Linked DNA regions of Mus musculus: regions 2, 3 and 4 are each linked to region 1. Evidence: chromatin loops called from intact Hi-C (ENCODE). Cell type or tissue: heart. All regions are shown on one strand. Region 1 holds the start of Runx3 (runt related transcription factor 3). Region 2 overlaps Srrm1 (serine/arginine repetitive matrix 1). Region 3 has its middle 16 kb from the start of Gm42327. Region 4 has its middle 55 kb from the start of Runx3.

What was found. Peaks named below come from ENCODE experiments on the same cell type or tissue, not always from the same donor. Only the 100,000 strongest peaks of a DNase experiment are listed, where the experiment ranks them.
Region 2: it touches region 1 in a loop (3.0-fold over the local background); 4 of 42 quality-filtered maps call a loop at or near these places.
Region 3: it touches region 1 in a loop (4-fold over the local background); 19 of 42 quality-filtered maps call a loop at or near these places.
Region 4: a loop joins it to region 1, with 3 times the contacts of the local background. A loop is called at or near these places in 15 of 42 quality-filtered maps.

What each region holds. Positions count from the first base shown.
Region 1 is chr4:135,146,195-135,154,194 of GRCm38, forward strand. It overlaps Runx3 (runt related transcription factor 3), which reads left to right and starts at 6,351. Exons shown (of 5, transcript NM_001369050.1): 1 at 6,351-6,862. The coding sequence starts at 6,578. In heart, a CTCF peak has its summit at 4,441 (motif pointing left); DNase peaks (open chromatin) are centred at 4,417, 6,257 and 6,927; H3K4me3 peaks cover 2,279 bases; H3K27ac peaks cover 1,096 bases; H3K27me3 peaks cover 8,000 bases.
Region 2 is chr4:135,314,437-135,322,436 of GRCm38, forward strand. Srrm1 (serine/arginine repetitive matrix 1) reads right to left here. Exons shown (of 18, transcript NM_016799.4): 17 at 7,854-8,000; 18 at 6,049-7,018. The coding sequence ends at 6,911. Among named protein-coding and RNA genes, the nearest start is that of Gm12984, 12 kb to the left of the region's middle. In heart, a CTCF peak has its summit at 3,751 (motif pointing left); DNase peaks (open chromatin) are centred at 1,024, 3,305 and 3,725; H3K4me3 peaks cover 455 bases; H3K27ac peaks cover 618 bases.
Region 3 is chr4:135,063,736-135,071,735 of GRCm38, forward strand. No RefSeq gene overlaps it. Among named protein-coding and RNA genes, the nearest start is that of Gm42327, 16 kb to the left of the region's middle. In heart, CTCF peaks have their summits at 3,231 (motif pointing right) and 3,576 (motif pointing left); DNase peaks (open chromatin) are centred at 3,176, 3,596 and 6,276; H3K4me3 peaks cover 789 bases; H3K27me3 peaks cover 770 bases.
Region 4 is chr4:135,203,218-135,211,217 of GRCm38, forward strand. No RefSeq gene overlaps it. Among named protein-coding and RNA genes, the nearest start is that of Runx3, 55 kb to the left of the region's middle. In heart, CTCF peaks have their summits at 3,302 (motif pointing left), 3,511 and 6,801 (motif pointing right); DNase peaks (open chromatin) are centred at 194 and 3,224; H3K4me3 peaks cover 1,728 bases; H3K27ac peaks cover 748 bases; H3K27me3 peaks cover 3,157 bases.

The DNA.
Region 1 (8,000 bases):
TCGGTGAATAAGGTAGAGAGTAAACAAGGAAGAGTCCTGGTATCAACCTCTGGCATCCACATGTACATACATATGTGCCTGCACACAAAGAAATATACACAAACACACGCATAGGCACAGGCACACTCGAATGCTCTTACACACACACACACACACACACACACACACACACACTCCTCATTTTTGAGTCTGGGAGAACTGAGTACAAATGTTGACTTCTTTGACCTGTCATGCCTGTGAGCCTCTGCTCCTTTCACCTTACGAGCCAAGCCATGGCATGGGGTAGGTTCCTGGCCTGTGGGAGCTCTGTGGCCAGGAATGTATCCATATGATTTGGGGGAGCCCATGAAAAATAAAACACATATCCTTGTTCACCAAGGAACGAAACCTTTCAAAGCTGCTGCGGCAGAGCGTGCATTGAGCACAGTGCGTGCCCTTCTGAGGAGTAAGGGCCCTGTGACACGGTGCAGGTCACACCCTAGGGTGCTGGCACGACCTCAGAGACAGCCAGGGAGCTTAGACCCAGCCCAGGTGGAAGGGCTGAGGCTCTTTTCCTTAGCAGCTAAAGGCCTTCCACTGGGGCCAACCCTGTTCTCTGAGCTGCCTGTGGCTAAGAGGGTGACCGCTGGGCCCTGCCACTGACGGTGGTCATGGAGGAGACATAAAAGCCCAACTGTTCTCCACCTCGGAACGCCTGTTTTTATCTCACGCCATGCGTACAGTACACAGCTGCTTTCTTTCCGCAGAGGGCTGCATTTTTTTTTCTCTCTTTTCCAAGGGCGACGCTGGAAAAGCCATGTGGTTTTTATTGCTGGCAGGAATGTCTGCAGCGTTCCTCCGCACCACATAAACGGAGCCGTCATCTTCAGCCTTGTGAGGCCAAGGCAGCTCTCCTTCAAGTCGTCGGCCTCTGAGATTAATTAAAGTTTCACAAGGACTGACAGGCATTAAGACCTTTTTGGAGGGGTGGAAAATCCCTAATAGGACCCTGTGGCCCAGGCACTGCTGGGTGGGCTTTGGGGACAAGGGGGCCTACAGCCTACAGCACGGGACAGACAGAAGATGGGGACCCAGCCAGCAGGAGGTGGCAGCAGGAGATGCCCAGAGAGTAACCTGGCCTAGGTTCCGATCTCAACAGACCCTTCCCTCCTTAGGCCTTGGATCCGCTATTTGACAATGTCGGGGTCTTGGACTTGGTGTCTTAGAGCCTTCATGAGTGACACTAGAATACTGAAGCCAACCCAGGACTCTTCTGCGAGGAATCTAATGCTGCCCCATGGCTGTTACTTCTCTAATCTGATTCTGCTCCTTGAGACAGCAGAGTGGCCAGGAACGTGGGCTCTAGGGTCAGGCTCCCTGGAGGGAATCCCAGTTCTGTGGTTTCCCGGCTGTGCAACCTTGTGCAAGTTTCTTAACCTCTCTGGGCTTCTGTTTTTCTCTTGTATAACGGACATGATGGCCCCAGAAAAAAAATGCTTTAAGGTGGCATAAGTGAGCATGGGGTATAGAATGTGACAGAGGTGACTGCCAGGCAGAGGCTCCCTTCCTGTCCCTGACCACTGCATCCCTTGCTGTGGGCATCTTGATAGGTGTGAGCTGAGACAAAGGACAGATTTCTGTCAGAGGCCTTCTTGGGCTCCGGGTGCACAGTGGGAGTCGCTGCTGTGGTACAGACAGCAAAGAGGGAGGCTGGTGAGTGCTGTTGAGGTGCCGAGTCCCTACAGGAGAAGCTCATTCTTCAGGGAACCCCGGGGCATCCTGAGAACCCAGAGAATAAAATCTCTGCCCCTCTGATGCACACACAGGGAGGCTGAGCAGGCGCACACAGCAGGTGGTTCAAGAACCAGGGCTCTCAACGCCTGCCCTGCGCACACCCACCCACCCTGTACAGCAGCCATGGGGGTCATCACCTGCCAGGCTGGACCAACTCCCTCCAGATACAGAGGTGACAGTGATAGCGGGCTTCCTTTCCACCCCCCAAGACCCAATGAGTTCTCTCAAGATTGCCTCCTCAGAGCCAAACTGCATCCAGATAGGGCACACATGAGGGAGTGGGGATTCCCATCCCCTAAAAGGTGACTGGATCCTGAGAGTGCAGGAATGGCTTGTAGGTTTTGATCACAGACTAGAGAGCCAGATGGGACTCAGGATGACTTAGGAAGCTCCTTGCTCAGATGGGAGCCTGAGACCATAGGGAAACAACTTTGGTCCTTCCTGGCCCTTGCTTAGGACCCTAAAGTCCAGCACTGACGTGAGCTTAGCAGCGTTGCACTCCCCCCTTCCTAGGCCTTTCTGGGGGAACTTTCTGTCCCCCGGGGTTTGAAGGGTCTGCAGATGCCCCATCCCACTACACCGAATGGGCTGAGTGGAGTTATAGGGGACTCAGTCATATCTCTAAGGCCAGCAGACTGTCTGGTTTCTAGTCAAGCCTCAGCCAAGGCTGGGACTGGTCTTCTAGCCCAACCCATTTCAGGGCCAGTCCCCCTCCCCCTTCCCCAGCTGGGACAGAGCTGGGAAAGGTGTCCCAGCTCTCCCTCCTTCCCCTCCCTCCCTCTAAATCCGGTTCTCAATTCTGCAATTGGAAAACACACCCACCCATTCAGTAACCTTCCCTCAAGTCACCCGGGAGAGATGACCCCAGAGTTGAAACCTCTGAAATGGGGCCTCCACCTCTCTCAAGAGATTGCTTCTCAATTTAGTTACAGTACTCTGACCAACCGCTGGTTCTGACGGGTTCAGCAGGTGTGCTCAGTCGGGGTACATGACATCTTTTGTATTTCAATATTTTATACCGTGTAAGTAACTACACACGTCTGAAAACAGGATACAGAGTTGTGTTTACTAACAGCATTTTATGGCTTTCACTTTCTCTCAGCCTTGGGGAGGGAGTGCTCACTGCCCCTCTCCTGCCAGCAGGAACCCCTAGTTCCCCCTCCCCAAGAAAGAATGTTAGAAAGAAGTCCCTCAACATAGGAAAGTCCCCTGAGAGTTCCAGAGACTAAGCTGTAGGCAGGATCCACACTGGGTGCCGGGACCAGAATGGAGACACTCCATTTCTAGAAGGAACCGACACCTCTGGGGGAGAGGAAAAGGACTGTGGTGTCCATGGTGATGGTCACTTTCTACTTAGGTCAGGGCTGCTTGTGGGAGGGCAGTAGTGAAGGTCTGGAGCCTTGACAGCAAGAAGGCCCTCAAAAGTTGCCTTCAGTGCTAGCTCTATGTAAAGGCAAGCACCCGATAGTCTGTAGGCAGCAGGTAGCCCTCAGGCCAGCCTAGGAGAAAGGAGGAGCAAGGTGGCCACAGCTCTGTCCTAGGTTCTGAGTTCTAGAAAGCGCTGTGAAAGCTACCACCAGATGAGTGTTTCACAGGTGAGGGTGTGACACTTGGCAAAGACAGTTGGCGTGATAGAGCGTCTTTCTGGAGCAGTCCTGTGCCAAGCACTTCACACGTGATCCCAGATTCAGCTGTTCTCCCCTGTACAGTTGAGAGGAAGGCTCAGGAATATTCGACACAGGGTCCCTGGACCAGAGGGATGGAGGAAGCAGACTTAAGAACTAACCAGAGATGAGCCAGAAACAAGTGTGCTGAAACCTACCCTTCCCTGTCTCCTGACTTCCAAGGAATGAGACCCACTCAGTCCATTTCCTCAAAGACAGAGGCAACATTGCACAGCCAAGAAGCCTTAGTGGCTTGGAGGGCGGGGGTGTCCTCTCAGGATAAGAGCCTGCTGTAGATGGCCCAGGCTGGTCCAATTTACCCTACAATGGACATACACGTGAGAGAGGAGCTTTGATCTCTGCTTCCTGTCCCCTGTTGGGGACACAGTGAGGTGCTCTTAGAAGAGAGCATTTGAGAGAAGGCAGACTGTTGCCCGACTGTGGGACAGAAAGAAAGACGGAACATATGTACGCACGGTGGGGAAGGGAGAGGGAGCGATGAGTCCTGTTTGGTGGCAGCTCTCCTGGTCTGAAAATTTGACCATACATAAATAGTTCTAGGTTTGTCGGTCCAGAGAAGAAAGAAGGAAACTGGTCTGGTTCTAGACAGGTATAAGGATGAAAGTCTGAGCCTTCTATCCTATCCTCAGAACGGAGCTCAGGAACAGAAGTAGGGAAACAGGGCGGCGCCTTTCTGTTGAAGGGAGACTTCTGCTGGTTGCAGGCCCTTCGGTATCTGGGACTCCAAAGAACCGTATCTCTTTGTGAGAACCCGGGCAGGCAACCCTCGGCCTAACACCACACTATCCATTTACCTGATATGTGACCACTGGTATAAAGAGAAATCAGGCGCGCACTCTCCAGAAAGTAGCTCTTCCCCAACGCTCCGTGGCTTGGAAAACCCGTGCTGCCCGTGCTGCCCCTGCTGCAGGCGCAAGTCTGTGCTCTGAGTCTGGTGGGGGCAACTGAGCAGCCAGCAAGGCGCCAGCGCCAACTAGTGGGCGGTTCACGACACTGCTTCAGCCCGGGCGACCCTTCACCTGCGACCTCAGGCTGCGTACTGAAGGCCAGCACTTCCCCAACCCTTGGATCTGGTGCCCGCGTCTTCCGAGGGTTATAGCTGAGTCCGGGCCCAGGGTCAGATGTTGGGTCATTCCTGTAGCCCCACTTTCCGGAGACCCGGTTATTAATTTGTTGTAAGATCAGAAAGAGAAATCAGGCGGAGGGACTAGTATGGGGCAGATGCAAACTGGAATCACTCAAGAAATCGAATTTATGCATCGCATCGCAGAGGCTGCCAGTCACGGCCCACAATCGCTCGAGGGCAGAATAGACGACTCGGTCTGGGTCCTACCTGGTGACTAGCGGTGCTCCCTTTCCAGGGGAGCCCCCTGAGGGCCCATGCTCAGGGCCAGGCTTCCTAGATCCCCTCTGGTCCAGAGGCTGTTTCCATGGCGGCCCAAGGCCTAGTGATGGTCAACTCCGAATCATAGGTTCTCAAAAAGTTCCAGTAAGGGACCTTCACTGTCCTTGCTTCCCTGGTGGCTTGAGGCGCTGGCATAAGGCCCAGAGAGGGGCAGAATACAATTCTCCTGGCACTCGTTAGACTCAGGACATACCTAGTACCCCGCTGTTGTACACACAGCGCCTGATTTCGTTTTTTGACAAAATGGAGTGTTCTAAGCTGAGGTCAGAGCCAGGATGAGGTCTTGATGCCTCTGTCGCCATCGGATCCTAAATCGTGTCGCTTCTGGGGCTTGTATTGGTAGTTGCAGACAGATTCACTGTCGCTGGCAACGAAAATGCAGTCGAATTTCCAAAGCAGTGAGAGAAACACATGCATTCGTTCGTTGCTGCCGTCCAAGGAGTGCACGGGGTTGGGGAGAGCACAGCCCTCGGTGACCGGTGACCGTGGACTCTCTAGTTGTGTGTCTGTGCCCCCATGCCAGGCTTAGGAGACGGGACGGGAAAGAGTTGTTGTTAGTGAAGTCCAGGAGTTGCTGGGCCACGGAGCATGAGGAACACAGAGACCCCAGGGCCGATTTCCCACAGGGCACCTGACAGCTCTGTAGGCTCAGCGCTTTAGGGCCAAGAAGACTATGGCCCGGCCCTAGGAGGACCCCTTTCCATCCGTGGGGAGAAAGCAGTCTGAGCGTTAAGACTTCTTTCTGCCACAGACCCTCATCCACTTCCACTAGACGGACGGTGGTTGCATGCGTATGGTGTAGCATGGAATGTTCCAAAAAAGCACACTGTTGTAGGCCCCATTGTAGTTTTCAAAGACCCATGAGCTGCCAAGACAGAGGACAACTCCACGAGGCCTGCGCGATCCTGAAATTAGTTTTGAGTGGACAGGAGCCGTGTGGTTGTCCCCACCCCACTGTTGGTCCCTGTGGCAACCCCTATTCTGTCTGCCTCGAAGGTTGACACAGAAGCCACAGAGACGAGAGCCAAGGCCGCGCGGAGCTGTGGACTCCCTCGTGGGGTGGAAGCTCTAGGGTCAAAATCGTTTGTGGAGTGGAGGGAATGAGAAAACCGTCTTGGGTGTCACCGCGGCAACCAGCTGAGGGTGCAGGTTCCGGGCTGCGGTGGCCAGAGCTGAAGCAGCCAGGCTGCGACTCGAGGGAGGGGAAGCGAGCCGCAGCCAGGAGGCTGGAAACCCGATGTCTGCCCAGGTCGCAGCGGCCGCTCCTGACTCCGGGGACCGCGGCTCCCCGCGCGGCTACCGGGACGCGGGTGTCTAGACCCTCTGGGGCGGAGCCTGGCCCCTGCTTGGCTCGCGCGGGCCCGAGCCACCGGGTCCTCCACGGCGAACCCCGAGCCTGGGGGCTGCGATTGGCTGCGCCCCGCGTCGCTCGCACGGCCCCGCCCCGAGGCCCGGGGTACTAACCCCGCGCGGGCGGCCGCGTCGCCGCCACTTGATTCTCTAGGATCCGGGCTGGGGCCGCGGCCGCCGAGTCCGTGGGGCGGCCGCGCGCGCCGGATGCGGGACTAGCGGGCGCGCGGCCGACCGTCGGGGCGCACCCCCTCCCCCGGCGCCGCCCCTCCCCCCACCCCCCACGCTGGCCGGGCCCCGAGCCGCCGCCTTCCCGCCTCCCGCTTCCCGCGGCTGCGGCCGCCCGCGCCCTGACGGCCGCGGCATGCGTATTCCCGTAGACCCGAGCACCAGCCGCCGCTTCACTCCCCCCTCCACGGCCTTCCCCTGCGGCGGCGGCGGCGGCGGCAAGATGGGCGAGAACAGCGGCGCGCTAAGCGCGCAGGCAACCGCGGGCCCCGGCGGCCGCACCCGGCCCGAAGTGCGCTCGATGGTGGACGTGCTGGCCGACCACGCGGGAGAGCTCGTGCGCACCGACAGCCCCAACTTCCTCTGCTCCGTGCTGCCCTCGCACTGGCGCTGCAACAAGACGCTGCCGGTCGCCTTCAAGGTGAGTGCAGGGGCCCGAGCCGGGAGGACACCGGGGAACCTGGGCGCCCCCATTTGCAGGAGCCCATACCGGGGAGGACTTGGGGAGCACCTAGAAGTAGGACATGAAAGGGGATGTCACCCAGCTGGCAAGACACCGGGGTACCCGGGCGCCCCTACTGCAGGATGCCACTCCCGGAAGGACCCCCGCTGGACTCCAGGCGATCCGCAATAAGAGCCCAGACCCCAGAGAACATGGGAGGTACCGTGGTGGAAGAAAAGGGGGTCACCCGGCTAGCAGGACATAGGGGTGCCTGGTCACCCACGCTGCAGGAGCCCAGGCCCGACAGAACATGAGAGGAACCTGGGTGTCCCCGCTGCCCGAGCCCGGGTCCAGAGAGAAATATGGTTACATCAGTCAGGGAAGGTACCAGGAGGACGTCCAGGAGAACTGGGCGTGGGGAGTTCTTCTGCCGTTCCTATTCCAAGAGTCAGAACCCCAGACCTCCCGTTGGGAACGGTACACCGCGGCCTCTCTGCCGGAGGACACGGACACTTGGGGCGCTCCTTCTCGGTGGCACAGACAGCCTGGAGGAGCCATACCCCGTTCCACCTGGCCTTCACGGGGCCCTGCAGAGTATAGTGGCATGGAAACCGGAGGACTGGGGCTCCCAGATTCTTTGGCACAGTCTAACCGGTAACTGGGATGAGGACCGCCGGAGCTGGGCGAGGACCCGGGAGGTGTGGGGCACAGAGGGCGAGGAGGGCCTGGCCTAGCACCGCGCCTCCTGCTCTGCAGCAGAAACACTTCCTTCCCACACTCTCAACCTCAGCGGCTGAAGTGTTGCACAGGGCGACCGTAGGCCGGTTCTAAAGGGCTGCCTCCGGCATAAGTCTGCATCCCGAAAGATAGGCAGAGACTTGGGGAATGCCTCCATCCTGGTAGCCCCAGAGTCGTTCAGAGAATTTATTTTTCAACGATACCAGGGATAGGCAACTGTTTCGTTTCTCTCTCTCTCTCTCTCTCTCTCTCTCTCTCTCTCTCTCTCTCTCTCTCTCTCTCTCTCTCTTGTAAGGGGGGCAGCCAGATGAAACGAAAACGCCTTGGTTTTCCCCTAAACCTCTCACAGCTGCCGTGAGAAAGGACAGAGTAGGAAGGG
Region 2 (8,000 bases), 170 kb after region 1:
GTTGAGCCACTGTGGCAGCCACGTCTTCACCACAGTGACAGATAAGCCCTTGTCAATGTCTCTCCCTGAGTCCGTTCTGCCACCCGTTTTGTCATAGTAAAGGATACAGTCACAGGTCTTGACAGCGAGTCCCTCGTGTGACCTGTAGCACCCAGATATTGCATAGCCCCGTTTTCCATCAGCACCTGGCCCTGTGTCCTCACTGGCTTCCGGGAGAATGCGTCAGTGATGGTGGTTCCTCAAATGTCCTATCATTTGTCAGAAGTGAGTCCGTAGCATTATCAGACATACCAACTCAGCCTGTACATCCATAAGGGGCACCCAGAGCCCCAGAGAGAGATAAGGGCTTGCCCAAGCTCACCAGCAAGGGCTGACGGGAACAGGTCCCAAGCTCTACCCACATGGACACATAGCTCCTCCACCTTCTTCCTGAAAGGAGACTGGCCCAGGTGAATGTTTAAAGGCTACATCCAGGATGGGAGATTCATGCCTGAGTCAGTCAGTCCCCTAGGAAGGCCCAATGTTCTGAGTCCTCAGTCCACAGAACTGTGAATTTCACAGAGGCAGAGAGGCCATGGATCAGTGGACTTTGCCTAGTTGTATGATAAAATACCAGTGTTTGCCAAGGGTCTGTCTTTATGAGCCTGGGTTCAGCTCTCAGGATTGCACTTGACAGGTACAGGTTGTAGTGGTTTGCATGAAAATGACCCCCAGGTAGGCTCCAGTGTTTGAATTCTTGATGCTTAACTGGTGGAACTGATTGGGAAGGATTAGGAGGTGTGTCCTTGGTAGAGGATGTGTCCACCAGGAGTGGGCTTGGAGGTTTCAAAAGATGCATGCCATTCCCAGTATCTTGCTCTGTGTCATACTTTGCAGGACCACGATGTGAGCTCTCAGTTGTTCCTGCCCTTGTGTTTTGTGTTTTTGTTTTGCTCTGTCAGCGAGGACTCTAACCCTCCGAAGCTGAAGCCCATTTAACCACTTCCCTTTATAAGTTGCCTCGGTCATGCACGTTTTATCACAGTAATGGAAAAGTAACCAAGACACAGGGTGAGTGGCCTGGCAACTTCCAGCTACAGCCATCAGCATGGGGGAAGTCTGGGCGGGCTGGAACTCGAAGAGTCTGCTGACATCCCATCCCTTCCAGAGCAGAGGGCAGGGAACTAGTGCTGGATCGCTGGTGCTCAGTTGCCTCTCTCCGCAGGCAGGACCCAGGGTCTGCTCACAGTGAAGAAGACTCTTCCCTCTTCAATGATATCAGGCTGGAGAGATAGCTCAGTGGTTAAGAGCACTGACTACTCTTCCGAAGGTCCTGAGTTCAAATCCCAGCAACCACATAGTGGCTCACTCACAACCACTTGTAGTAAGATCTGACGCACTCTTCTGGAGTGTCTGAAGACAGCTACAGTGTAGTTACAGATAATAAATAAATAAATCTTAAAAAGAAAAAGAAAGAAAAAGAAATGATATCAAGGAATACGAGCCTGCTGGTGAGGAACTGAGGCGTCCTGACGGCTGCAGCGTGAGTGGGGCCATCTGGGTCCCCAGTGTCAGTCAGGCCTCCTGCCTAACCCTAAACACTGTAACAGCATTTTATGATGGATGCATCAAAAACCACACGCCACTACTGCGGACCTAGATTACTTCAAATCTCCAACCTCCTGAATTGTGTCAGGTCGTGCCATTTTGAGGCAGGATAGCCATGCAATGAAAATTAAGGGGCCACAGGAAAGGCACCTCCCACTCTAGGCTGTCACTGACGTCAAGGATCCCATAACAATTATGATTTGTTATGAAGGCCGCCTGCATATACATGATGGTCCATTGTTTGTTCATTTGTTTGGAGACAGGGTTTCTCTCCATAGCCCTGGCTGTTCTGGAACCAGCTCCATAGACCAGGCTGGCTTAGAACTAAGAGATCCATTTGCCTCTGCCTCCCAAGTGTTGGGATTAAAGATGTGTGCCACCATTATTTGGCCCACGATAATCCTTTTATGTAGATATTTAAAACTAGAATGTGAAAAGATGGGGCTGCAGAGATGGCTCAGGGATGAAGAACTCTCGCTGCTCTTCCAGAGGACCTGGATTCAATGACTAGAACTTATGGGGCAGCTCACAACAGCCTATATATATATGGGTACACTGTAGCTGTACAGATGGTTGTGAGCCTTCATGTGGTTGTTGGGAAATGAACTTTTTTAGGACCTCTGCTTGCTCTGGTCAGCCCCACTCGATCAGGTCAGCCCTGCTTGCTCAGTCCCTGCTTGCTCCGGCCCAAAGATTTATTATTATACATTAAGTAAGTACACTGTAGCTGACTTCAGACGCACCAGTAGAGGGTGTCAGGTCTCATTAAAGATGGTTGTGAGCTACCATGTGGTTGCTAGGATTTGAACTCAGGACCTTCATAAGAGCAATCAACGCTCTTACCTGCTGAGCCATCTCACCAGTCCACTGCCTGTAATTCTAGTTTCAGAGAACCAAGGCTAAGTATGCACATGGTGGGCAGACATTCCTGTAGGGGAAAATTCATACGCATTGAAAAGAGATATCAGAACGGCAGGGAGCCCGGCTTAAGCCTGAGCGTGTATGGCCTTTTGCTCCTTCCTAGATTCAAACTTGGAGTATTCCAGGAATCTCACAAATGAGACTATAAGAGACCCTGTATACAATGAAAATGTCTCAGCTTCCCCGAGTCACCCTGTGACCCATGCCCCTTCTCAGCGCGCTCTAGAACCTGCCCTGTCATCTTCAAGGCTCTTATCAAACATCTAAGCCCTCATAAGCCCTCCAGGTCCTGTACGCTAGGCCACTGGAAGGACACTGAGGCGGATGTTCCCTCTCGAAAAGCCCTCACACCTTTAATCCTAGCACTTGGGAGGCAGAGGCAGGCTGATTTCTGAGTTTGAGGCCAGCCTGGTCTACACAGCAAGTTCCAGGACAGCCAGGGCTATATAATGAGACCTTGTCTCAACAAAACAAAACATAAACCAAAACCACTCCAACAGATAGACGGTAAGTGAGCAGTTGCAGCGGAACAAACCTTACCCTTGAGTTTGAACCCCGGATCTGATATAAAGTGGGAAGAATGGGCTTTGTGAAATTGTTCTGACTTCCACATGAGCACTGGGGCACACATAAATGCATATTTATACAGCATACACGGATGGAAATGCACTCAACAATATTAAAAATAAATAACATCTGCTAGGCATGGCGGCACATGCCTTTGCTTAATCGCAGCTCTTGGAGACAGGGCATGCAAGCTATCGGAGTTGAAAGGCAGCCAGGTTCACATACTGAGTTCCTGGCCAACCAAAGCTACATAGATGGCTCAGTGGTTGACAGCAATGGCTGCTCTTCCCAGAGGACTGGGTTTTAATCCCCAGCAACCTTGTGCAACCATCTGTAACTCCTGTCCTGGGGAATCCAATGGCCTCTGAGGGCATGCACACAGGAGGTACAAACAAACAAAGACATATGCATTCAAGCAAAATATCCACCTCTTTCCTTTCTCTTACACACACACACACACACACACACACACACACACACACACACACACACACACAGAGGAACTGAGTTCAAGGTCATCCTTGACCATGCAGCAAGTTCATGGTCAGCCTGGGTTATATGAGATCCTGCCTAAAATAACAATAAAAAGAAAATGACCAAGCAAGCACAGGAGTCTTAGGACTGCACAGTATGCCAGCTCACTCTGTGGCCAAGCAGGGACTAGGCGCCACCTAGTGGACAAATCTGAGGACAGCTGGGACCAGGAAAGAATGGAAAGCCTCTGTGCCTATCCGGACACTGCCAAAGAAATTTGGGGTTTGTTTTTTTAAGACTTATTATATGTAAGTACACTGTAGCTGTCTTCAGACACACTAGAAGAGGGCATCAGATCTCATTACAGATGGTTGTGAGCCACCATGTGGTTGCTGGGATTTGAACACAGGACCTCCGGAAGGGTAGCCAGTGCTCTTAACTGCTGAGCCATCTCTCCAGCCCAATTTTGGGTTTTGCTTGGTTGAAATTTGCCATTTGATAATGGAATATTTTTTCCCCTAAGGCAGGATCTCACTATATTGCTCTGATTGGCCTGGAAATTGCCTGGAAATTGCTATGTAGATCAGGCTGTCCCTCCACTCCCAGTGGGCTCCGTGAATGACTACGATGTACATGTGATGTCTCACCTTACGGTTTTATGCTGATTCACCATTTAATTTATGAGGACACTATAGAAATGATGCTAAACAGAGGTCCAAATTCTAGTAACTTCTATGTTCAGAAATGGGTCAGGAAACGATGGCCGAGCCTTCAAGATGAAGACGGTGCCGAGGAAGCTGACCGCCTCCTGTGCTTGAGTCCAGTTAGTGCTGCTGGCTGAGATGCTGACTGATCTTGCTGGCGTGGCCTTGTGCAGTAACTCTAGCTTCTGTTGAGTTCACAAGCAACTAACTAGGGGGGAAGGCCCTTCTGCTGTTGCCTAAGTTACAGACATGTGCTCCATTTTTGAGATGGGACTCAAAAATGAGTAGAGACTGGGTTAGCCTCTAAACAGCTTCAACTAGCTGTATAGGCAAGGACTGCTGTCAGGTTTCAGTTGGAAAGAATGAAAGCTCCTGTGTTGCATGGGTCAGCCACAAATGTTCCAACTGTCAGGCTAAACAGAAGCAAATACTCCGACTGTTTATACAGGGAGTCCGCATTGTAGTCGCTCAACACTGCTTCTCCTGTCTCACACGGGGTTGGTTTCCACATGGAAGAACACAGAAAGCTCTGCACATGAGACTATTCCCAGCTCTAGAGTCCTCTAGGATTGTCTTCACTGAGTACCTTGTTTCTTCATTATAACTCACTGTAGGTTCCATGTAAAACCAGCTCACTGCTTAAGTCTTTTGATTTAGTTTAGTTTTTTTTTTTTTGAGACAGGGTTTCTCTGTGTAGCCCTGGCTGTCCTGGAACTCATTCTGTAGACCAGGCTGCCCTCAAACTCAGAAATCTGCCGGCCTCTGCCTCCTGAATGCTGGGATTAAAGGAGTAAACCACTACAAAAGGCCCCAGATTTGTTTTTTTTAATTTCACATGCATTGCTGTTTTGTCTGCACGTTATGTCTGTGTGAGGGTGTCCGATACCCTGGAACTGCAGTTACAATCAAGAGTTGCCATATGGGTGCCGGGAGTTGAACTCGGTCGGGTCCTCTGGAAGAGCAGCAATACTTCCAACCACTGAGCCACCCCACCTCTCCAGTCCAGCTCCAGATTCATTTTTAACGAGAAAGCTGTCTTTATATGTGTAACTTTAGGGTAAATGTTGGGGATTATAAAGAAATATGTGGAATCATTAAATTTCCCAGGTTTTTTTCACTGCCCCTCTCCTGGTCACTCCACCCCCACAATTCTTTCCCCGTTCCCCTTCCCTTCTCTTCTGAGCTGGTGTGGGTCCAGATTCTTAATCCAGGGCTTTCTGAAGGGGCCTTCTAGGTTCGAGCCTGGCCCTACCGAAGTCTTAAGTGTCTGTCTTTTGGTTAAAAGTCATAAACAGGGCCGGGCAGTGGTGGCGCACACCTTTAATCCCAGCACTTGGGAGACAGAGACAAGTGGATTTCTGAGTTCGAGGCCAGCCTGGTCTACAGAGTGAGTTCCAGGACGGCCAGGGCTATACAGAGAAACCCTGTCTCAGTCAAAAAACAAAACACCCTTAGGCTTTCCTGAAATTCAGATGTGGGCATTTTGTATTCTAGTTTCATCTATTAGAAGTCACAATCAAATTTATCTGTGCCTCCAAAGACTAGGCTCAGACTTCTGGTGTCACAAGCTTCAGGTCCAAGTGCCACCTGGGAGGTCCTTCACACTGACACCATGCCCTGCTGTAAACTGCCTCTCTCCTCACCAGCTTTCCATGTTCCAAGAACACACCCCCCTCTCCCTTGCTGACATCTCTGCAGTTAGTTATTTCAGTAAGAAGGGGAGAGCCTGCGACATCACTTTCTATTTTCCCTGAACTCCGTCCTCCCCTGCAGGCGAATAAATGTGAGTGGCAATGTTCTTAAATTTAGAAATTTATTCTGTTTAATCCACAAGCTTTATATAGCTTTAGTTAAAAAATAAAATAAAATAAAACAGTGAAACCAAGACACTGTCCAGGCCCTTCCAGCCCGCCAAATACACGAGCTCTTCAGTTGTGGGTACCAATTGGATGAGTAAGGAGAAACATGACGGGAGCCACCGGGTTCCATAAACAAATTTCTATAACTGAAGGGTCCATCCTGGGTCTAGGGAATCGCCTTTACACAGAGAAGAAAAGGGCGAAGGAAACAAAACAACCCTACCTGGAGGAGAAACCCAGATCCAAATCAGCTTAGGCTGCGCTGTCCCACAGGGCAGCCCTGCAGCTCTAGGGCTGGGATCCTGCCACACAGCAGACTCCACAGACAAAAGAGTGAACACTCACTCGTTCATTCAAACTTTTGTGGTACTTCAACAGTGGTCTCACTTCTGGGCAAGCTTACAAACCTATACAAGGTTGGAAGCATAATTTATGTGGATGCTAAAATTCAAGAGAAAAGGGAGGAAAACAAAACAAAACAACCTCTTGGGAGAGGTAAGGGCATTTAAAGGAACCACAAGAATGCCAACAATAGTCAAACCCCCTTTTTTAAAAAAGAGATTTTTTTTTTGGCATAAAATATTTCACTCTAAATGTCAATGGAAGAATGTCACTAATACACCGTGGACGCCTTTGTAATGTAAATCCATGCCCCCCATTTTTTTTAAACATGGTGAACTTCAACCTAGCAATTATTACAACAAATGTTATAGTCTAAAGCTCAAACACATTTTAGCAATTTTGAAATTGAATTGAGTACAAACCAAATAAAATTTACAACATAACAAACATGTCCGCTTAGGACTGTGGGGACACTTGAGCCTTCCGCATGGACCGCAGGGCCTTCTCCCGCAGGTGCCTCTCTAGGTCATCAAGGTTGTCATCTTCAGCTTCACTCTCAGTCTCCTGAAAAACAAACCCAACCCAGGCACATATTAAGTCTTGAGACACAGTGGGGCCCGAGTACAGCAACTGCACAGCTCTGCACACACAAAAGCCACCCAAAGCTCTCGAGGCAGGGCTGCTTTGTAGCCTAGGCTTGTTTAGAATTTGTTATGGTGCCAAGATCAGCCCTCCCAAGAGCTGGGCTTACCACCATACCCAGTACAACGAGAGCTAGGGAATCAGATCCAGTCCTTGAGCATTAAGTTAAGTAAGTCCCCAACCAACTGAGCTATGTTCCTATGCTTACTATGCAAGCACGCGGACCCTGTAAGATGACAGCACGCCTGCAGCGCCCCAGTGCTGACAGTGAGCTCTAGGCAAGACAGCTTAGGGAGCCTGCCCCAAGCCCTGATGACTTGTGTCCCATCCTAAGGAATTAACTCTGCAAATGACCCTGGATTTGTAAAGTGCAATAAAAATAAGAGAGAAAGAGAGAGAGACATCAACGGCCTCTACATGCACACTGATGGGTGAGCACACACAGACCCTACTGTCATCAGTTACTCTGAGACGCCCCCACTTTTGTCCCTTATGGGAAGTTTTTTTTTTTTTTTTAAATTGCACTTATTGTGTATATCTAGGGATGTGGCTCAGTGGTAGCATACATTGCCCAATCTACATACAGCAAAAGGCCCTGTGCTGTCCCTTGAACGTAGTTGTAAAAAGTTGAAACACATTAAGTTTTTTTTGAAGCCATTTGTACTCTTGATTCTGGCAGGTCACCAAGAAACATCAAAATACTACAGAGAAAAAGCACAACCACTTCTCAGACAGCAGGCAGAGGCGGTGTGAATACCTTCCTGGGCTCTGGTGCTGCTGCAGGCTCTTCCTGTGCTGATGTGGTGGTGGCAGCAGAAACAGCTGCAGGGGCTGCAGTAGCTGGGGTGGCTATGGTCACAGCCTTCTCCTTCTTGTGTTTTTTGTGCTTCTTGTGTTTCTTATC
Region 3 (8,000 bases), 82 kb before region 1:
TTAGCCAGGAATGGTGGCACATGCCTTTAATTCCAGCACTTAGGAGGCAGAGACAGGAGGTTCTCTATGAGTTCGAGGCCAGCCTGGTCTAGAAAGTGAGTTAGTGAGTTCCAGGACAGGCAGAGCTACGTAATAGCAAAATCCTGTCTTTAAAAAAAAATGAATTTGGAGGCTTATGGTTTCAGAGGGTTAGAGTCCGTGACTATCATGGCAGCAGGCAGGCAGTCAGGTGGGCAGGCAGGCAGGCAGGCAGCAGGCAGGCAGGCAGGGAGGCAGCATGCAGGCAGGCAGGCAGCAGGCAGGCAGGCAGGCAGGCAGGCAGCATGCAGGCAGGCAGCATGCATGCAGGCAGGCAGGCAGGCAGGCAGGCAGCATGCATGCAGGCAGGCAGCATGCAGGCAGGCAGGCAGGCAGGCAGGAGGCAGCATGCAGGTAGGCAGGCAGGCAGGCAGGCAGGCACTGAAATATAGCTGAGAGGTTACATCCAGATCTACAAACGGAAAGCAGAGACAGAAAAAGACATTCAGAATGGTATGGGCTTTTGAAACCTCCAAGCCCACCCACATTGACACGTCTCTTCCAAAAAGCGACATCTCCCATTCCAAAAAGCCACATCTCCCAATCCTTCCCAAACAGTTCCACCAAGTGGGGACCAAGCACTCAAGCAAACAAGTCTGTGGAGGCCACGTAGCTGCTTGTATTCTAATGCTAATCATGTTCCCCCAGAAACTCTTTGCATGAGGATATCTATACATAGCTTCTGAGAACCTGTCCCCAGTTGGTTCTGATTGGTAATAAAGATGCCAACAGACAGTAGCTGGAGAGAATAGACAGAGGAGGGAGTTTTAGGACTCCTGGGCTTGGGACCAGGAGCAGGAGAGAAGGGGAGATTCACCATGCGGGGAGACTGTGGAGGAGAGGAGAGACGCCATGTCTGAGAGGAGTGCAGGACAGAGAGAGGCATGGCTGCCATGTGAAACAGCCAGGAGAGTGTGGCCCAGAGGGCTGCCCAACTGGGTCCAGGGCAGCCAAGATAGAACACTGTGTGTGGATTCTTAGGTATCTGGCTGTCCAATGCCTGTGACCAGGGAAAACAGCTAGAGGTTAGCTGGTGGATGTACACCAAGATGGGAAAGCCCTGGGGAGATGGTGGGGAGACCGGCACCCTTGTGCACTCTCTGTGTTTGGAACTCACACCCACTCTCTGGGCCTGCACTCTCATTAGTTCCCAATAACCACTCAGGAAACGAGACCCAGAGAGGTCCAAGAAGGAGGCATTTGTCAAATAAACTCATCAATGAACAAGCAAATGGCCAGACCTCCCAGCAGCTGCCAATGAATAGTTCCTGGAGCTCACAAGATCCCAGTCCTCACTACAACCTGTCTTCCCCCAGCTCACGATCTCTGCTCCCTTAAATTGACTGGTTCAGTTGCGATCCCTTTGGTCACAGATGTGCAGGGACACACCAAGGAAGCTAGGCAGGTCCTGGGCTCAGTACCTCTGTCTGCTAAATGGGAGTAGTTACTGTTAGTTCTCAACTTGACTGAAGTTATCACCTTGGAAAGAGTGTCAATGAGGGACTGTGTAGATCAGGCATGCCTGCCCACTGTGGGTGGCACTATTCCCTGGGCTGTGTAAGAGTGGAGAAGGGGCCGAGTGCTGGCATGCATGCATTAATTCATCTCTAGCTGCTCTTGATGGTGGATACAATGTGGGTGGCTGCTTTAAGTATCTGCTGACTTAACTTCTCCACAATGATGCTCTGTAACCTGGATTCCCGAGACAAACTGTTTCTCCTTTAAACTGCGTTTCTCAGAGTGTTTTAGCACAGCTACAGAAAGATGTGAAGGCACAGTGTTATCTCAGCCAAGACCACTAGCCATGGGGTTGGTTAGGGTGGTGGGAGGCTGAGCTGCCCAGCCTGGCTGAGATTGGCAGGGTGGAAGTGAACCTGCCTGTTTCCTCTGTCCAGCCCTCAGGATCAGGCCTGTGACTGTGACTTTGTCCCTGCCTGGCCCACATGTCTACCCTTCCCTCTAGCCACAGAGAGCCTCAACCTTGGCCATTCTGCTCTCTGGCGATGGATGAGTTCTTATTTGAACCCAGCCTGGTAACTGTCCCTTGCCACAGACCCTTGAACCAAACCCCATGCTGACTCTCAGCCTGATTCGAGATCCGTGGTCCAGCTCCAAACCTCAGCCCTGGCTGGATGCTGACCATGGCCACAGGTGAGCCCTGCTTCCTGGCCTGGGCAGTGGTCATCCTGCCTCTGATGTTTGGTGGCCACTCACCCCTGCCAATTGGCAAGCACATGAGCTCTCTGAGCAGACTTCCTCCACCCCGAGGGGGAGGCACAGGAGATGTCCCACTTACAGCCCCACTATGGCTGGGTGCATCAGACCATGCCTGAGGTGCTCTTGGCACCTATCCTGAATGGATCCACACTTTGGAGACTATGTCCTGCCCCTCACACCTCAGGTGTGTGTGTGTGTGTGTGTGTGTGTGTGTGTGTGTGTGTGTGTGTGTGTATGCCAGTGGTGATATGCTATAGAAACTTTGGAATCCAAGGCCACTCTCTAAATAGCCTGACCTGGGAGGCAGAAGCCTGGGGTTTCAGTTGAACTCTGCCACTGATTTACCCTGTGACCTCCAACATGACCTTTCTGAACCTTTGTTTCTTCCCTACAAGGCTCAAAAGATCCTCGAAAAGTTAGGAGTCTCCGAGAAGTGGGAACCACAGTGGTCTGTATCTATGTTATCTACGTGAGCCCCGGAGAGCAGCCCGAGGGCCTCTGTACTGCTATCTCATCTGCATGGAATGCTGTCTGCATCTCTCGCTCATTTCTTCTCCACTGGGCTAGCTGCTCAGGCACCTCTGGACACAGCTAATAACTCCACTCTTCTCTAAAATGTACTCTATTCTTCTTCCTTATCTAATCACCCCACCCCCAAAGTCTCACCAACTGGCACTCTGCAAATTTTGTAAGTTCTGCTCTTCATCAGAGGATGCTATTCCTAGAAGAAAATGGGTCTCGTCTCTGTGAAAGTAGAGCCCCTCCCCCTTCCAGGAGTCTTCCAGGAGTGAGACCATATTCGCCAGAGCTGCAGTGGTGACTTCAGGAAGAACTCAGCTAGCAAGGTCATGCAGAGACTATCAGAGCCTACGAAAACTGACCGTCATCGCCACTAGGGGGCGGCCGGGCTATGTGCAGGTGTGAGGTGTTGCCCAGGGCTAGTCACTTTTACCATAGGCTAGTCCTGTTCCTGGTCTTATCCTGCAGACGCGAGGAGGCCTGGTCTATCTCCTTGCCTTCCATTTGGGTAAGGGAAAAACGAATCAGAAGACTGAAACTGTTAACTTGTCTCTGCCACTTACTGGCTGTGTGATCGTGGACAAGGACGCTTCCATCTCTGGCCCTCAGTTATCTCAGCTGAGGATGAGAGAACACGTCTCATCAGAGTCTGTTTGAATTTGTTCTGGGTCACTAACTGCCTTCACGCCAGCCACAAAGTCTTAGCTCCACTTCCTCCCAATTCCTTCTGGCGCCCCGGGAAAGTTCTTGAACTGTTTTGCATGCTGCCCTCTCTTGGCTGGCTATGGAACTGCAGCAACAGCCTCCGGCCTGGCGGGCTCAGGGAAGGAAGGAGCAGGAGTGGGGGAGGGGCTTCAGTATTATCAATAAACTGGCTTCTTTTTGTTGAGCGTCTACTGTGTCTTAGGTTAAAAACTGCAGGGTCAATGATACTGCTGACAGTGAGGGTCTGGGCCTCCAATCTGGCAGTGTAGTGAAGTGGTCAGGATTGGGGATTCTGGTGTGAGGTTCCTGGGTTCAAATCACAGCCTCATTCTATATTAGATACCTGGCCTTGGACAAGCCTTTAAATTTCTGTGCTTTTGTCTCCCCAAGAGTAATTTGAAAAGCATAATGTGTCTTACTTCACGTCCGTCAGTTGCGAAGACCGTGTGTGTGGTCAACATGTCTCTTCTCTGTAATAGATTCTTCTGCCCCCTTTCTCCAAGAGCGCTTATGTTCATCTTGCAGCAGGCATTTGCAGGTCTGACTGCTGCAGCCATGGCAGAGCCCTGAGGCTGGCCCTCATCCCCACTGGGGTGAGTCTGTAGGCGAGGCTTCAGTTGGAGAAGGGAGTCCTTTTCCTGTAGTAGTGACAGAGGCAAAGTGGCTGGCCCAGGGTCTGGTGGGGATAGAGGAGGTGGTGTTAGTTGTGGTGGTGGTGAAGATGGTGGTGGTGGTGGCGGTGGTGATGATGGTGACAGTAGTGGCTGGTAATTGAGGCAAAGGTGACGGTGAGCTGTGGGGGAGGGGGAGGTGGTAAGGGCGGTGATGGTCACAGTGGTGTGAGATGGTGTCAACCGTGGTAAGTGATGTTGCCGGTGGTGGGGGTGTCAGTGACAACGTTGTTGTTAGGTGGTGGTGGTGGGGATAGTACAGGCAGACCCAGCCTGACTGTATGAATGGGGCTGACTCCTTCAGCTCCAGCCATTGCCAACCTAGACGTGGCGAGCTCTGAGCTTCCCAGAAAAAGGAGCCATACCGGAATGCCAACTGATCCTCCCTCTTCCTTGTCGCCAGGGCTCCTCCTATTCCTCCTCTACAGACGAGGCAGGAAGGCAGACTGCTCTTTTTTATTTTATTTTATTTCATTTCATTTCATTTCATTTTATTTTATTTTTAATTTTGCCTATAAGCATTTGACAAAATCTGAGTCGGAACTCCCCGATGTCCCTAAGGCTCATGGGCTGTGGGCCTGTTGCAGGCAGATTAGCCTTTCACTCCACTGTGGGCTTGGCCATCCAGGACTGCAGAGCCCGTCCCACCCCAAGTATGGCATCTCAGAGACTTGCTGGAACCAGACAAAGAGATTTGTCACTTCTCCATGGAGGCAGGAACAGGTAAGTGGGCTCCTTCTTCTGGTGGCCCGTCCAAGGGGTTGAGAATTCTCTCCCACACTGGGAGGCCCAGGGCCAGGTAGCAAACTCCAAGCCTACAAGATGTGAGTTCGGGTCCAGTTCCACTAAGAAGTGCTTCTTAGTGTACCACTGAGAACATTCCAGAGTGTCTCTGTGCATGTTGTTTTTGCTGGGTCCTGTGACCATCCTGGATGCTAAGACCTGTCCCCTGGCCATAGAGAAAGGCCCAGAGGGGCCGGGAAGGGGCTCGGTTGGAGGCTTATATATGCATGAGGACCTGAGTTTACCCCATATAAAGCTGGGTGTGGTTGTACACACTTGTAATCCCAGCTCTGGGGCCAGGTGTGTGCATATGGTGGGATCGCCAAGGAGAAAGAGCCTGCAGACCCTCGAGCTCACTGACCAGACAGCCTCAGCCTGGCCCATCTGTCAAGCCCAAGGGCAAGGAGATTCTGACTGAAAACAAAAACAAAAGCAAAATCAGAGGCTCCTGAGGCAGAACACCTGAGGCCGGCCTCTGGCCTTCACACAGGCACGTGCCCTCGTCTGCACATGCTCACACGTGTGTGTAAATACAGGCACAGATACACAAGAAGAAAAGGACAGTGGGGGCTGGAGAGATGGCTAAGTGATGAAGAGCCTTGACTGCTCTTCCAGAGGTCCTGAGTTCAAATCCCAACAACCACATGGCCGCTCACAACTGTCTTATAACTCCAAGATGTGACACCCTCATATAGACATGCATGCAAGCAAAACACCAAAGCACATAAAATATGAATAAATAAGTTATTAGGAAGGAAGGAAGGAAGGAAGGAAGGAAGGAAGGGAGGGAGGGAGGATACAATGACTGGTAGACTTGACCAAAGTCTCACATTAGGCCGAGGCTGAGAGTAAGCAAGTACCGATCAGCCCTGTACCTGCCAGGCCTAGAGCTGGGGCTACCTGCTTCCCTTCCTGGCTATATCCTTTTTATGAAAACCATGGGGACTTTCCAGCTGTGGGCTTTCAGGACACAGTGTCCCCCCTGAGGTAGCAGACAGGGCTTTGCACCCCAACTGAACAGACAAGGAACACGGCCAGCTGTGGAGGCCGCGTGACTTGTGCTTCTGCCCCAGGAAAGGGCAGACCCGGACTGAGAGCCCCAGTTCCTAGACGCCCCCCAGCCACAAAACGGGGGGCCCGGTTGGAGTGGAGTTTCTAAGAATAAAGCCACTTCCAGAGCGGGCAGAGATCAGGGACTTTCAGGCCAGCTCCATCCAAGGGTGAGCTCAGGCAGGCCCGGCTGGCCGGGATGGGAAGGGCTGACCACTTCCTGCTCAGGGCTGGCGGTCCCCCGCAGTCATCAGAAGCCAACCACTTCCCGGTCTGGGCCGCCTTCCCCTTTCTAGCCAAGCGGGAGGGTAGAGGATGAGGTGGCCCTTTGCGTGCTGTGGCCTGGGCGACTCTGGCCTCTTTTCATTTCCCCACTATCGCTGCGTCCCTCTCCACAGCCACCAACGGTCGGTCGGAAGCTGCTCAGAGCTGCCCACCTGGTCCCCTGTCTCTGGCCAAGCCCTTTCCTCAGGGGCTTGGGAGTGGCACCCTAACTTGGCCCTGCTTGGGAGTCTGTTCGCTGGGACCTGGACCTTTTCAAAGAGGCTTAGGTTGGTCTAGTGTCCTGCATGGGGTCACATGCTTGTCCATAATGACAGAACCACAGACATTGAGTAGAGTCTTACTCTAAAATATGAATCCTACACACAGCCAACAGTTCTGGTGGCCCTCAAAGGATGTGTGAACCAGAAGACGTTGGAAACAGGGTCACAGTCGGTCCTGCCAGAGCTAGAAAGCTCCCACAACAGGGACTGCATCGCTCCACCCCTGACGCACCCCAGAACCAGCCCACACCCACACCCGGGACAGGGTCTTGAGACATATGTGCAAACATAAAGAGCAAACTGATTACAAGCATCCAACCATATCAGTGCTCAGAAGCATCAGTAGGGCATCAGGCCCAAGCGCTGACACCTGACCAGAGGACGACAGATTTGACCTGAGGGTTGCGTCCCCCATCTTTACCCTGGGTTGGGACTCATGATGTCTGTCTATCTGTTTGTTTGTTTATTGAGGGGCTGGGATTGAAACCAGGGCCTTGTGTTTTGTGATTATGAAGCTACATCTTTAGGTCTTTTTTTTTTTTTTTTTTTTTTTTTTTTGAGACAAGTCTCACTAAGTTGTCCAGGCAGATCTTGAATTCACTCTATAGCCCAGGAAGGCCTTGAACCCATAATCCACCCGTCTCAGCCTCCCAAGTAAAAAGAGTTCTAGGCCTGTGCACCCAGCCCCGTCTGCCTGACGATGTTTAAGCCACCTCCTCCCATTTTCCAGCCCATCTGTTGGAAAAAGCCAGAGATTTAGGGGCAGAGGGGCTTCTGACAGGCCTCTACACAGAGGATGCGGGGTAAAGAATGTGGCCCAATACAGCCTGGGCTCCAATTAATTGGGCCTTGGTTCAGATGGGCGTGGCCTCAAACTGAGTGCCAGCATCCTTACAGGAAAAACATGGGAATAGTCAAAGCACCTGGTAGACACTTCGTCAATGCTCTCAGATCCGTCACCCTTCCCTTTCCAGGGCAAGGCAAGCCGGTGAGTCCCATGTGCTGGGCAAGGGAGGTCTGTTTCCAGACCTGTGGCCTCTAGCTGTGAACCCCAGATCAAACTGAGGCTGAGGGAAAAATACTCTTGCCACCGAAAACTAAGCAAGCGCCCTGGTTGCCCACAGAAGGCAACATGGTGAAGGAAAAGGCCGCAGCATCAGGAAGACAGACAGCTGTCAGTTTGGAAGCGGCGCGGTGGTCCCAGCTGGCTCCTTCCACTTTCTGTGGTTTCAGGTACCCAACACGAATAGCAGTCCAAAAGTCTTCCATGGAAGATTCTAGAAATCAATAGTTCGTAAGTTTTAACCCCTGCTGCTCCGAGGCTTTTGAAATTGTCCAGCATACCCAGGCTGTGCACAGTGCCCACCAATCACTGAATGCCAGTCTTCTTGTCAGAAGGACTGTCTGGACTTGCGTTCAAGAGAGACTTATT
Region 4 (8,000 bases), 57 kb after region 1:
TCTTAATCTGTTTCCTAAGGCTATGCTGGTGGAACACTCCCCGCCCCAGCCAATGCCCCCCCCCCCACATACTCTCACACTTTCATTTCCCATTTCTGCATATTTCCTCTGCACTCCATACACGGAGTACAGCCCCAGATGCGTGCTCAACGACATCACCCTCCGGCTGTGACTAAATGTGTCACCATGAGAGCTGGAAACAACCGAGCCCTGCTCATCGTGGGACAGGCGAGCAGGGAGGGGATCTGACCAAAATCTAGAGTTCCAGATGACGCGGAGATACTTGCAACATAGTCGACTAGTGACAGAGAATAAAGCCCTGCCGCCCTCACAGGAAAAGAAACCCCTAGTCAACAGGCTGGAGACACACCGCAGTAGGCTGTCCCCGAGGGCCAGTCGCAACTCAGGGTGGGGGGTAGGGGTGAGGGTGGGGGTGGGGCTGCTGCCAAGCCTCTTGCTTCCGGTGCTTTCCAAACATTCTCAGTGAGCAGAAAGACTTTCGTCATCGCCTAAGCAATAAAAATAAAATAAAACAAAACAAATAAAACAAAACAGCGGTACTCTTTCTTCTTCACCCTTTGTCTTTTTCTCTCTGCAAAGTTCCTTCATGGGTCAGTTGAGGTTGGTTGGGTAAATGTCTGTGAGGGTGTCCGTAGCGGCGCGTTCGTGAATCAGCCTCAAGCCTGGCTTGCACTGCCTGCCTGTCTCTATTTACATTGCTCTCCCTTGCTATTCCCGATGCTTGTGGAAGACAGAAAAACCCAATGTCTCTGTTTAGTCACATCTAGCCACGACACTGATACTGGGAAAGCATCAGGCTGCCCCATACAGATGTGTTTTAACCTGAAATGGACACTGGGTGTCAAGGATTGCCTGTGGCCTGGCGCCTGGCGAGTGGCATTGTGCTACCCCAGAGCTGGAGAGACCCGTAAAATCTGGCAGGAGAGGATAAAGATACAGGTGTGGCCCCATAGCTACGGCCCCCATCCACCCACCCCACCCCCATCCTGCCCCCATTGAGCCTCGAGGGTTTGTACCAGATCAGCACTAACCCCCTGCAGTCCCTCTCTGGCAAGGAACTCCGGCCTTGGCCATCCTTGTCACACAGACGCTGGAGACAATCCAGCTTCCTGCTGTCATGATTGATTTCTACTTGACATCAGATAAGGAAAAGCAGGTGTAGAATGTCAAGTTCAAATGTGACGGCAGAGCCCTGCTGGATTTTCCCTTCAAAAACCAACTGCCAGTGGCAGTGGCAAAACTGATCCCGGGCTGGGAACTTGGGATGGTCTGTGTTTACAGTTATTCACATTTCCCGATCAAAACTGCAAAACAGGTGACCTCGAGGTTCCTGCAGGGACCCCTGAGTCCCAGAAGGATCTGTAGGAATAGGGAGCAGGTTTGGTTTGGTTTGGTTTGTTTGTTTGTTTGTTTGTTTTTTAACTTTTAAAGAGGAGGCAAAACATTTTTCTGTTAGCATACAGATGTGGTGTGAGGTCATGGGGTGTGTGTGTTCTCATCTGTACGAGTGGGCATATGTAGGCTGTAGGCGTGTCTGTGACGTCCCAAGGTTGATAGATCTGCCTCCATTGTCCTCCATCTTGTTCATAAAAGTAGGCTCTGTCAATTAAACCCTGGGCTTAACGATGGAGGGCTAGTGTCATCTAGCCAGCTTACCCAGAGACCTCAGTCTTCACCTCCCCAGGGTTGCCATGTCTACCCAGATCCATTTGTTAGCACTTTATCCACTGTGTCATCTCCCCAGCCTGGGGCAAAATTGTTTGGATGCTTTGAAGGAGTTTCTGCCCAACAGAGGCTGACCTCCCAATTCGGGCTTTTTTTTTTTTTTTTTTTTTTTTTTTTTGGTTTTTGGTTTTTGGTTTTTGTTTTTTGGTTTCTTTGAGACAGGGTTTCTCTGTATAGCCCTGGCTGTCCTGGAACTCACTCTGTAGACCAGGCTGTCCTGGAACTCAGAAATCCGCCTGCCTCTGCCTCCCAAGTGCTGGGATTAAAGGCATGAGCCACCACTGCCCAGCATTGACCTCCCAATTCTCCCCCCAACCTCCAAGTGCTGGGATTCAGGTGTCCCAAGCCTCCTCTAATCCTCCTGCTTTCCCCAGACCTAAAATCCCTGTCGGACTGAACAGGACCAGCCTCTTCCACACCCCACTGAGCCAGAGCACGCAGCGCAGCAGGTGTCCCTGGGACCGCTGGACTCTCCTAGCATCCCCGGAGAGACTGCTGAATATCCCCTTGGTAAGATCTGGGCTGCCCCACTGCTGGGCCAAAAGTCAATCTGGCCAGCCCCTGCTAACATGGGAGATGACAGCATCTAACTAGGCACTAAAGGAGGAATGGAGGAGGGAACAGAGGGAGAAAAAAAAAAGAGGGAGAAAAAGAGGGAGAGGGAGGGAGGAAAGAAGGAAGGGAGGAAGCAGGTTACTTTTCTGTTAAAGCTAGTTGAATGAAAATAGTTTGCTCTAGCCTGGCATGGTGACACATGCCTTTAATTCCAGCACTCAGGAGACAGAGGCAGGAGGATCTCTGTGAGTTTGGGGCCGGTCTTATTTACAAATAGTTTGCTCTTGTTTAGGGAGGGAGTCAGAGAGTAAGGGGACTCTTGCTTAGGACTGTTGTCCTAGGTGCTTCAAGATACTCCACCCCTCCCCCACTCCTCCTTCCTCCTCTCCAATGGCCCTTCTGAGTGCAGACCTAGTGACACGTTCTATTAGACCCTAAGATACTTTTTATGAAGATAATGTCACCGATCTTTAGAGATATTTCGTGCACTGTCACCTCTTTCTTTTAGGTGGCACCTACCTACCGCTCAGTATGGCTCAGGCCACAGCCATGCATGCACCGTGCTGGGAGCCACCGGGGTCCAGGGACCCCTAGAAAGATGGCAGCAGCGCCTTCTCTCCACCTCGACCTAGCTGCCACGCAAACCTGGCAGTGTGCCGGGCACAGGCGAGAAGAGGGTGCAGAGGCGCAAAGGGCCCACGCGTGAACCGATCTTGCAGCAGGTGTCGCTCCTCCCCCTGCCCCGCCTGGCCCCCGGGGTGCGAAGTGTCAGGGTGCGAAGTGTCGCTCGCTCGCTAGATGGCTGCGTCCGTTCGCCACAGGAAGGAGGGAAGGAGGCCGGAGGTGCCTTCACGACACGCCGCGGCCCTGACAGATCTGATAAAGAGGAAGGAAGCCGGCGACGCTGCGGATCTGAACTGACAACTCCCCAAACTGCCGGCGTCCTGCAGCTGGCCCCGCGCGGTTTGCAGAAGTGGCGCCTGAGAGAGGGTCGCCTGCGCCCTCTGCCGGCTGTTTGGAGAAAGCCTTCGCCCGTCTGGTGACAGCCAAGGCTTTCAGAGCAGGGTCCACCTGGCCTCTTGCCACGAAGTATTAAAGCAGGTGTGCACAACTTGTCTGGGCTTCTTAACTTGTGTTTGTTGCCAGAGACGTGCCCCCAGAGAACAAACCCAGTGTCGGGTGCGCCCTAGACGGGCCTCAGTTTTCCTGACAATCTAATTAGTTTGGTTGCCAACCTTAATGAGAAAAGGAGTCAGGCTTCTAAAGATTACAGACTTCATGCCGCTACAGTCCATCTTCGGAACTGTGGTTTCCTAGCTGTGTACCAAACAAATGTCTTACACCCCTGGGGTTGAGTTTCCTTATCCAGAAATGGGAACTTTCTATATAAGGACCATAAAAGAGCTCTAATATGGTATGGCATTCAGAATAGTTGCTAATGTACTATTCACACGTTTGTTAAATGAAGGTGTTGAAATGGCAGTGTGTGGCCAGGAAGCTTGGCAGTGGTGCCTGAGAGGGGATTGTCCTAGGGACTGAATTACAGACCAGAGTACCTGCTCTGCTTTGCTAGACTCTGCTCCATGGGCCCTTCAACCTTCCCTGAAGCTGTCGAATGTAGTATTTCTCATAAATCAGTTAGGTCTATTTGGTTGCTATTTAACTCTGTCCTCTCTTTCTCTCCCCACCTCTTTTCTTTGGAACAACAACAACAAAAAAAATTTTTTTTTTGAGACCGGGTATTATATCCCAGGCTGGCTTTGAACTCACTATCTAGCCAAAGATGACCCTGAGCTTCGTACCGTCCTGTGTTTACCTCCTTAGAGCTGAGGTTACAGATCCACACAGTAGCAGGATTGAACCCAGGGCTTCAGGCTTGCCAGGCAACCAGTGCACCACGGGATCCCCATCACAAGCCCCATTTCTGCCTTACAAAAGAATTAGAGCCCTATTCTGCCCGTTTGCCCTCCAAGTGGAAGGTATCTTCCCGGATTATGGAAATTTATAGGGCAGACTTCCCTCATTAAAGATGCCCTGTCCCCCAGTTGCAAGGCCACCCTGGTTTCCCTGTGGTCCCCTCACTGGCTCTGCTCCGTCCGCTTCTCGGGCCGACTTCAGACTGCTTTAAAGGGTGGGCAGTTTCACCATGATATGTTTAGGTGTGTTGAATTTGTTTTTATTCTGCATGGACTTTAGAGAAGTTTCATAGATTTGAGGTTGATTCCTTTATTCAGTTTTTAGAGAGATCTCGGGCACTATTCATCAAGTGCAGCTCCTGCCCTGTTGCCCGGGACTTCATTACACAGGTGCAGGCTGGAGCCCATGAGACTTTCATGCCGGTCTGGCTTTCCTGGTTTTCAGTTGGTTTGGACCTTTGCTGTTGTCTGCTTTAGATAGTTCTCGTTCTCTCTCTCTCTCTCCTCCCCACCCCCGTATTTGTGTGTGTTCTCCTAAGTACGTGCACATGCAGAGGTCAGATTGTCTCCACAGATCAGCATACAGTTCAATGTATTTGCTAGACTGACTGGCCAACAAACTCCCTGGTCCTATATCCCCAGTACTCCAGTAAGGACACTTGGAATAAGGGGTACCCTACAGAATGACCATTGGAGTCTAGCTTGTACTGCGGAGCAGTTCTTTGGTTCATCCATACTGTGCCATCTATCACTACCTCGTGCCTTTTCCGGGCTCATTATACAGACCTCCATGCCAGCTTATCCCCTAGTCTGAAGGCCGTGGGAGCTGTCTCTAGTATTTGAGTGCTGCAGACAGCAGAGCTGTAAAGATGATGTGAATACAGTAGTCCCTGTACCCTCCTGCTCTCCAATAGTCCCCCCTCCTGCTTCATATCTAAATTCTTTCCTTCTCCCATCTACCCTCCCAGCTCTTTCTAGAGCCCTCCCTTGCTCATCACTGCCCCCTTCCACTGACTTTAATCAACCTGACCAAAGTAGACTATATATGTATGTGTGTATGTATATACATGCCATTTATATAGGCCATATATACAATATATATATTATACGTATGTCATTTATATAGGCCATATATACAATATATAATGTATATTATATAAAAATATATGCCATTTATATAGGCCACACATATATGTGTGTGTATGTGTATAGGCCAATATGTGTGTGTGTGTGTGTGTGTGCGTGTGTGTGTGTGTATGTGTGTGTGTGTGTATAAATTTGAGCATACCCAAACCCTACCACCCTACCTCCATGGCCTTTCCCTTCCCCCTAGTCTCTTTTGTCATCTCCCCACCCTCAGAGTTTCATTTCTCTTTGCATATCATCTGCGCATATGTGCCTGCATCTAAACAAAAATCGAGGGCTCACAAATGAGAGAAGTCAGGCGATGTCTCTCTTCCTGAGATTGAGTTAAGTCACACAGTGAGATCTGTCATGGTTTTATCCGTCTTCCTGTAGAGGACACAACTCTCTTAGTCTCTCTGTCTCCTCTTCTTTTCAGTTAGTGGATGTTTATGCAAGCAAAGCTAAGCAATATAAACACTTGAGAGAGGCTGGAGCAGATGGCTCCAAGGTGGAGAGCAACTTCATTCTGTATGGCTGAAAAGACTTCCATTGTGGATACACCACATTTTCTTTATGCAGTGCTCTCTTGTTGGACCCCTGGGCTGGCTCTATAGCTTTCCTATTAGCAATAGCACTACAATAAAAACCGATGTAGGTGCATCTCTGATATGCTGACTAGGAGGCTTTTAGGTACCCGGAGTGGTAACGTACTAGTGGGTAATGTACCAGCTCTTGTTTAAGTTTTTTGTTTGTTTGTTTGGTTGGTTGGTTTTTTTTTTTTTTTTTTTTTTGTTTTTGTTTTTTTGGAGACAGGGCTTCTCTGTATAGCCCTGGCTGTCTTGGAACTCACTTTGTAGACCAGGCTGGCCTCGAACTCAGAAATCCGCCTGCCTGCCTCTGCCTCCCGAGTACTGGGATTAAAGGCACCACGCCCGACTCGGTTTTTTGTTGTTGCTGTTGTTGTTTTGTTTTGTTTTTGTTTGTTTTTTGAGAAACTCTGTTTTTATTTCCATAGCGGCTGAGCCAGCTTGCATTCCCACCACCCTGAATTAGGGCTGCTCTTGCTCACATCCTTGCTAGAGCTGTAGGCAGTTGTGAGCCTCTTAGTGTGATGCCCGAAAGCAAATTCTGACACCCCCCACCCCGAGACACACACACAGAGAGAGAGAGAGAGAGAGAGAGAGAGAGAGAGAGAGAGAGAGAGAGAGAGAGAGAGAGAGCCCTTAACTGCTCAGCACTTTCTCCAGCCCGAGAAGGCATTTGTTTTCTTGGTAACAGCCATATTCTGGCTGGGAAAAAAGCAGATTCTCAATATAGTTTCAATTTGTATCTCCCTGTTAGCTAAGGAGGGTGAACGGTTTTTCATATATTTATTGGTCATCTGTTTTCTTCTTTTAGGGTTGTATTCAATTTGCCCACTTATTCATGGATGGTTTTTTTTTTTTTTTCTTTTTCCCAGAAACACCAGAAGAGGGCATCAGATCCCATCACAGATGGTTGTGAGCCACCATGTGGTTGATGGGAATTGAACTCTGGAAGAGCAGTCAATGCTCTTAATCTCTCCAGCCCCTAACAGTTGTTTTGAGTTTGTGATTGATAGTCACAGATCTCCTTTTAATGACATACAACTGTGGGCTAATAGGGCACTCCACTCTTCCCTAGCCCTCTTTATTGAATTCCCCGTTTCTCCCTGAGTCCTTGTTTCTGACCGATGTCTTTCTTGATCCTTCCCCCACCTCTCACTGAGGATTAAACCCAGGCCCTTGTACTTGCAAGACAAGGGCTCTATCACTAAGCTGTATTCCCAGCCCTGGATGGTTCCGTTTTTAATTCCAGAAGAATCTAGATTCTAGATTTTTAGATTCTAACCATTAATCCCACCAGATGTGTAGTCGGTCACGATTTTCTTCCAGTCTCCAGGCATCTCTCCACTCTGGTGATTGCTTTTGCTGGGCAGCAGCTTTTTAATACCATGCAGGCCACGTCTGCTCTTACTGTGACATCCAGAGTTATGCCTAGGTTTTCTTCACCTGTGGTGGTTATTTTTAAATGTCAAATGTCTAGCCATGTTGCTAAAACCTAGAATCACTTGGGAAGAGCCTCTGTGAGAAACTGTCTAGATCAGGTTAGCTTGTGGACATGTCTGTAGGACATTTAACCCAGCCTACTGTGGGTGGCACCATTCCTTAGGCTCAGATCTGAACCATAAAAGCATGAAGGAAGATGGCTCAGTAAAAAAAGCTGGCAGCAGAGCTGCATCCACTTGATGACCTATAACATGGAATTGTAAGCCAAATAAGCCCCTCCCCCCCCAAGACACTCTTAGGCAGGGTATTTTGCCACAGCAACGGATATGAAACTAGGACATTATCTGTGCCTAGGTTTTACACGTGTTTTCCCCCTAGCTGTTTGTCTCAAGCCTTACAGTGTGGCCTTGATCTATTTTGAATAACTTTTGCACAGGGTGAGAGCTAGGTGGCTAGTTTTGTTCTTCTACATGTGAATATCTACTTTGCCCAATACCACACATTTTCTCCATGTATGTCTTTGACACCTTTGCCAACTATAAGGTAGCAGTAGCTATGTGAGTTTATCTGTATTCTATTCCGTTGGTCTACATTTCTGAGGTTGTGCCAGTACCATGCTGTTTGTTACTAT